2 separate regions of the Homo sapiens genome follow, and region 1 is linked to region 2. Evidence: read pairs that join two places in POLR2A ChIA-PET (ENCODE). Cell type or tissue: HepG2. All regions are shown on one strand. Links, peaks and the distances in the headings refer to the core of each region. The heading gives the core; the rest is flanking DNA.

Region 1 (2,910 bases), core at 158-2,657, 1.1 Mb before region 2:
GCTCTTGACAGTGGAGAAGATGTGGTTTAGAATGCCTTTCACTGTTTTCTCAACCCTGGGTCATTCTTAACCTTCCTAAGGCTCTGGTTGCAAAGTGCAGGCGATGACCCTAACCCTATGAAATGCAGGCCGTTCACTCCTGGGGTCCCATGGCATGTGGCTCAGAGTGACTCAGAAATGCTAGAGGGCCCAGTGGAGTCTTTCTTTCTAGAAAAGCCTTGGATCTTGGAGAGGCCCTGGTCTCTGGTTCCACTTGGACCTTCCACAAGTGTGTAGTCCTAGGTGGGTTATATCACCCCTCTGTGCTTCACTTACTGCATCTGCTTCACTTACTTCTCTGATTCTATGCTTAAGAATCCGGACTTGGCTACTTCATCCTCTTCGTTACTCTGGTTGACTCAGGAACAGGTGCTAGAAGCTTCATGAGCCATGTGCTCCTAATGAGCGCTCACTGCCCGCCCTCAGAGTTTGCCAGCAATCCCAGCCCCAAGCAGCTGACCCTACACCCTAATCTCACCTTCAGCTTTCAGTTCTCCTGTTGGCGAGCCCTGGAGCAGGCGGAAGAAACAGCCATCTTATTGGGTGCCACTTCCCAATGTCAATCGGATCTCCTTTAAACTCAGCTATGGTCTGCTTCATTTTGAACTTAGGGTAAAATTCAAGACAGTTCAGCAAAGAAAATGGATGAAGGACGCAACCCTTTAATTCAGTTCACAACCCCTGAGGGTGGACAGTGGCCAGCCACATGCTGGCCCCTGGAAGGAGTGAAGGAAGTCGAACACTGTCTAGCAAAACAAAGCACATTTGGAAAATAAATGTCATTTAGGATACAACTACCAGGTGCACACTTCTCTTTATGTTTCAGTTCACTCTGCCTTGTACTTTAAGACACGTTTCCTCCGCTACATTGACCCACCTCCCACCTCGGCCGAGGAAAGCAGATGCCACGTAGAATGACGGTGATTCCTGCAAGCTCTATGAGTCAGGGACATATGGTGTCCCCACGTTCCATGTTTACTCTTGTACCTGGAGAGATTAGTCAGCCAGAAGCACAGAATCAGCCTGAATGCCATCTGGCCCTTCCCTGGAGCAGGCTGAAGGTGAAAAGTCAGCCCTGCATACCTTGATAGCTAGGTGAGGGCTGTCACCAATGGGGGTGGAAGTATCATCTCATGTTGTACCCACTGGCAGACTCATTTCTTCTGAGCAAGGGAGAACTGCATTCTGGAGAAAGGACACTGGCCATTCAGGCTGCAATTCGGGTTCCCCAGCCCTCCTGTGCCGTCCTCTTCCCAGCCATGAGACACCCGCTCCTGAAGATCCCCTTTCCCGTGGTCAGCCGGAGGCCCGGGAATGAGTCTAAGAGTCATTGGTATTCTGTGTTTTAGCTGGTGCTTTGTCAATGAAAACATTCTGGACTTTGGCCCCACATCTGCCTGCTTTTCAGCTCTGGTCCTGAGGTCTTGGGTAACCTTCCCAACCTCCCTAAATCTCCCTTTCTTTGTTTGTTAAATGACAATCCTCATAGGGTTGTTGCCTAGGATTAACTTATCTGAGATAATCTATGTAAAGCACCTGGATTTAGGAGAAATGCAATAAAAGTTAGTTCCCTTCCCCCTTGCCTTGGATTACATGGTTTTATTCTCTTCTGCCAGAGATTCCTTGGGGAAAGGAAAGCGATTGTGTAATTTGCTGTAATCCTAAGTGACGAAGTAAAGTTCTTATCAAAATAATTTTGATGTCCCATTGGCATGTCTGGGCCACGGAAATAATGACATGATGAAAATTAAGTTGACGCTATTGGCTGACAGAAAGAGCTTAGCTAGTCAGTACAAAGATAGCTAGACTGGCACCCAAGGAGCCCCGGATCTTCCCAACAAGGAGAAAAATTACACCCAGCTCTCTGGGGAGGCACTGGACTTTTGTAGGCCTACAAGTTCTCTTGAGTCACCAGCATTCCAGGTTCACTCCCTGGGGGCTCTCTAATCTGTGAGACCTGGCTATGGTTCTTAGCCCACCAGCCCCAGGAGAAAGACAGTTTGGCAGTGGATTTTATAACCAATCCCATACATGGAGCTTTTCCATAATTTATCTTGGGGCAATATATTAAGCCACAAGTTACGAAGTTCCAAATTATGAAACTGTCTCTACTGAATTTCCACCAGCCCAATGGGTGTCATTGTAGGATTTATATTTTTTTCTGGGAAGAATCATGTTGTCTTTAAAAAATAAAAAATAAAAAAAAAGAAAGCCTCTGCTTCGAATAGCTATCTCTCTTGCAGCCGTGCACTGCTGGCTGCACAAGGTCCTGGGTGCTGTTCTCTGGGTCAACTTCCCTGAGTCTGTTTGGAGAAATTGTGACATCTAACCAACTTCAGAGAAATCGATGAGGGCTGGAAGGGTGGACTTTGTTCCCCTGTGGTGTTCTAATGAATATTTTCAGGCTTAAATAACTGCCCAAAAATCAAAATCATTGATTTTTCCAAAGGGCAGATACAAGCAGATGGCCCCATCATAAAGGTACTTCCAATGGTTTTCCAGCACTCACTCTTTATTCTTCATGTTGAACAACTGCAATTCTGGAGACTGAAGAATGGAAAGGAGGAGGCTGGGTACAGTGGCTCCCTGCTCTAATCCCAGCTATTTGGGAGGCTGAGGCAGGAGGATCACTTGAACCCAGAAGTTTGAGACCAGCCTAGGCAACATAGAGAGATCTCATCTCTACAATAAATTTAAAAACTAACCAGGTGTGGTGGCACACGCCTGTGGTCCCATCTACTCAGGAGGCTAGGATGGGAGGATCACTTGAGCCTGAGAGGCAGAGGTTGCAGTGGGCTGTGATTGCATCACTGTACTCCAGCCTGGGTGACAGAGCAAGACCCTGTCTCACTACAAAAAAAAAAAAAAAAA
Region 2 (2,910 bases), core at 86-2,585:
AGCTGCACCATTTTACATTCCCACCAGCTATGTATAAAGATTCCAATTTGTTATTTGTGGTCTCTTTGACCACAACCATGTAGTGGCTTTGAAGCTGCTTTTTACTGTGGTTTTGATTTGCCTTTTCCTAATAGCTAATGGTGTTATGCACGTTTTTATGCGTTTATTGGCTATTTACATATCTTCTTTGGAAAAACGTTTATTCAAATCCTTTGGAACTTTTAAATTGGTTTGTTTCTTTAAAAACTTTGAGTTATATAAAAATTAGGTTATTTGCCTTTATTTTTAAATTGGTTTTTTTAAAAAGAATTTTTAATTGGGTTACCAGTCTTATTGAGTTGTAAGAGTTCATTATATGTTCTGAATACAAGTTCTATATCAGATATATAATTTGCAAAATTTTTTTCCTATCATGTGTGTTGTTTTTTTTTGTTTTTGTTTTTGTTTTTGGGAGGGGATGAATTTAATTAGTGAGTTGTTCTGGCCTATTTGAGGGTTTCCTGAGTTCAAATCAATTCCATTTATGAGAAGTCCCGGGGGATCCCCAAGAAATTTGGTTGGTACTGGGGAGGTGCCTCATGAAGATAGAAAAAGGATGTCCAGATTGATTGCTGATTTCAATCCCAGGGGCACAGCTACACTTCTGGCTGACCACAGCTTAACGATGAGCCCGATTATATCTCAATAAGGGAAGTTACAGCCAATTTCTCCTTGAACACAAGTCCATTGCAGCATCTTCAGAGGCAGGGCCAGCCTCTATTTTTCAGTCATGGTGACATCTGTGGTCCTTGCATTTTTAAGAGTGGCCTGCTACTTGTAAGGTCCAGGGGGCAGGTCCTCCACTTTCTGCAAGCTGGTCCTTGAGGCATTACTTCTGAAACAGTCAAGAAATGTCATGGGACTGTGGGTCTGAGAACCGACTGATGAGTTATTTTTGTCTGTCAGTGAGGACAGACAAGAGCACAGGGCTGGAAACCCAACCCAACTGGCCTGGTGGTTGGTTCACATAACTAGGAAGTTCAGAGCAAGGGCGGGCATCAGGCTCTGCTTGGTGCAGGGACTCCATTATAACCCACCTGCTCCTTGCTCTCTGTTTCTCTCTCTCTTTTTCTGAGACACAGGGTCTCGCTCTTTTGCCCAGGCTGGAGTTCAGTAGTGAAATCATGGCTCATTGCAGCCTCAAACTGCTGAGCTCACGCAGTCCTCCCGCGTCAGCCTCCAGAATAGCTGGGAGTGCACCACCAGGCCTGGTTTCCTTGCTGTCTCTTCAGTTTTGTTGCTTCCCATAACTTGGCTTCATTCTCAAACAGGCTCCAAGTGGGCCCCAGACCTCAAGTCTTTTTTATCTTCACACTCAGCAGGGAAGGAAGAACCCACTTATCACACAGTCAAACAAAATCCCACCGTTAAGCCTATGTGGGTCCTGGGCAGCCACACATAGGTCACGTGTTGTCCTCATGCCAATCATGAGGCTTCAGGGGAGGGAGACCCGCTGCCCTGACCAGCTTAGCCAGGGTCAAGTGCTCCAAGCTGTGGTCCAAAGGGTAGAGTCAGCTTCCCTGGAAAAAGGCGGAGTGAGAGGGGAGGAGGGGTGAATCCTCACGGGGAAACTGCTATTGTTGTTGTAAGAAGGTGGGGCAGTCATGGCTTGTGAGTCAGACGCTGGCCGCTGGCCTCAGAGGTGTGTTTGGTAATGATGCCTCCATGCATACAGCATGAGCTGCCCAGTCAGAGAAGGCACAGAGCCTGTGGGGTAAACACTTCCCAGCATCATTCCCTGCCTGGTAGCCATTCAGGAAAGGCAGCATTTTCCTCAGTCTTTTCATCAGGGTCCTGGATTTGGGTAAAATAAATAGATAAATAAATAACTGTTGCTATTAGTGATCTCAAGTCCCTCACAAAGAAGGTGGTCCTGTTCACTAGGAAGGCCTTTGGTTTATAAGCACCTTGATGGGTGTGGGGAAGTCTACAAAGAGCTGAGTGGTTCTACCCCACAAAGGAGCCTTTGGACTTGCTGAGGGACTCAGTGGAGAGGATGCGTGGACAGATGGGGAATGCCACGGCGAAGAGCAGGCAGGGGAACAATCAGGCCAGTGACTGGTGGGGGGGGGAGGGGGTGGAATGTGAAGGTCAAGTGGCAACTACCTTTGGGAGGGAAGCCAAGGGCATTTCAAGGACAGAAATACCCAGTGCTGGGTTTGAGGAAGTGGGGGTTACTGTTCCACAGGGCAGGAGGTGATTTCCTGAAATCACCGACAAATTTCATTGCCCCAAACAAAGCTTTGGTGGAAGGAATTTCCGTTTGCTTTTGCTTTGTTGAGTTTCATTTACTGGAAATCAAGGGCTACACGTTTGCAGAGATACCTGGCACGGAAAGTGTGTCCACAGGCAGATGTGACCATGAGACTATCTTTACCTGCTGCAATTTGCAGATGTTTTAGGAGCAACTGGACTTTGACCAGGACTCTAATTGAGTTATAGTCCAGTGGTTCCTTGGGGAAGCAATGGGAGGAGTATTTAAACATCCAATGTCCACGTCCCATCCCAGAACACGATCAACTTTTCCGACTGGGATCATGGGATTGCCATGTGCAGCCAGGCTCCCCAGTGACGCCATGTACAGCCAAGCTTGAGACTAGAGTTCAGATGAGCCTGACCTGGTCTCAAGGGAGCCAGAGCCCCAGCTGATGTCACAGTGGCCTGAGCACATCTGACTCGACCCCATAAGCCTCAGGTGACAGGATTTGGAAGTGACCCACTTGGCATCCCAGCACCAAGGGTGAGAGCAGGTATGGGTAATTAAAGGAATGTCTGTTCCCTATTTTAGTCACCATTGTGTTCATGGCTTCTCAGTGTTGTGTCTTTGAGCAGTGAACTCAGACAGCACAGCAGAGCATAAGGAGAGGAAGG

Evidence for each region. ChIA-PET counts read pairs that join two places held together with the same protein. Peaks named below come from ENCODE experiments on the same cell type or tissue, not always from the same donor. Only the 100,000 strongest peaks of a DNase experiment are listed, where the experiment ranks them.
Region 1: POLR2A ChIA-PET joins it to region 2 with 7 read pairs; 1 of 35 experiments calls an interaction of 5 or more read pairs at or near these places.

What each region holds. Positions count from the first base shown.
Region 1 is chr20:22,522,831-22,525,740 of GRCh38, forward strand. LOC105372564 (a long non-coding RNA gene) reads right to left here and starts at 1,360. Exons shown (of 3, transcript XR_937341.3): 1 at 518-1,360. In HepG2, for the core only: no CTCF peak of the experiment used is centred there; DNase peaks (open chromatin) are centred at 1,021, 1,431 and 2,371; H3K4me3 peaks cover 1,632 bases.
Region 2 is chr20:23,627,633-23,630,542 of GRCh38, forward strand. It overlaps a transcript of CST3 not described here. Among named protein-coding and RNA genes, the nearest start is that of CST3, 8.9 kb to the right of the region's middle. In HepG2, for the core only: no CTCF peak of the experiment used is centred there; DNase peaks (open chromatin) are centred at 1,589, 2,109 and 2,509.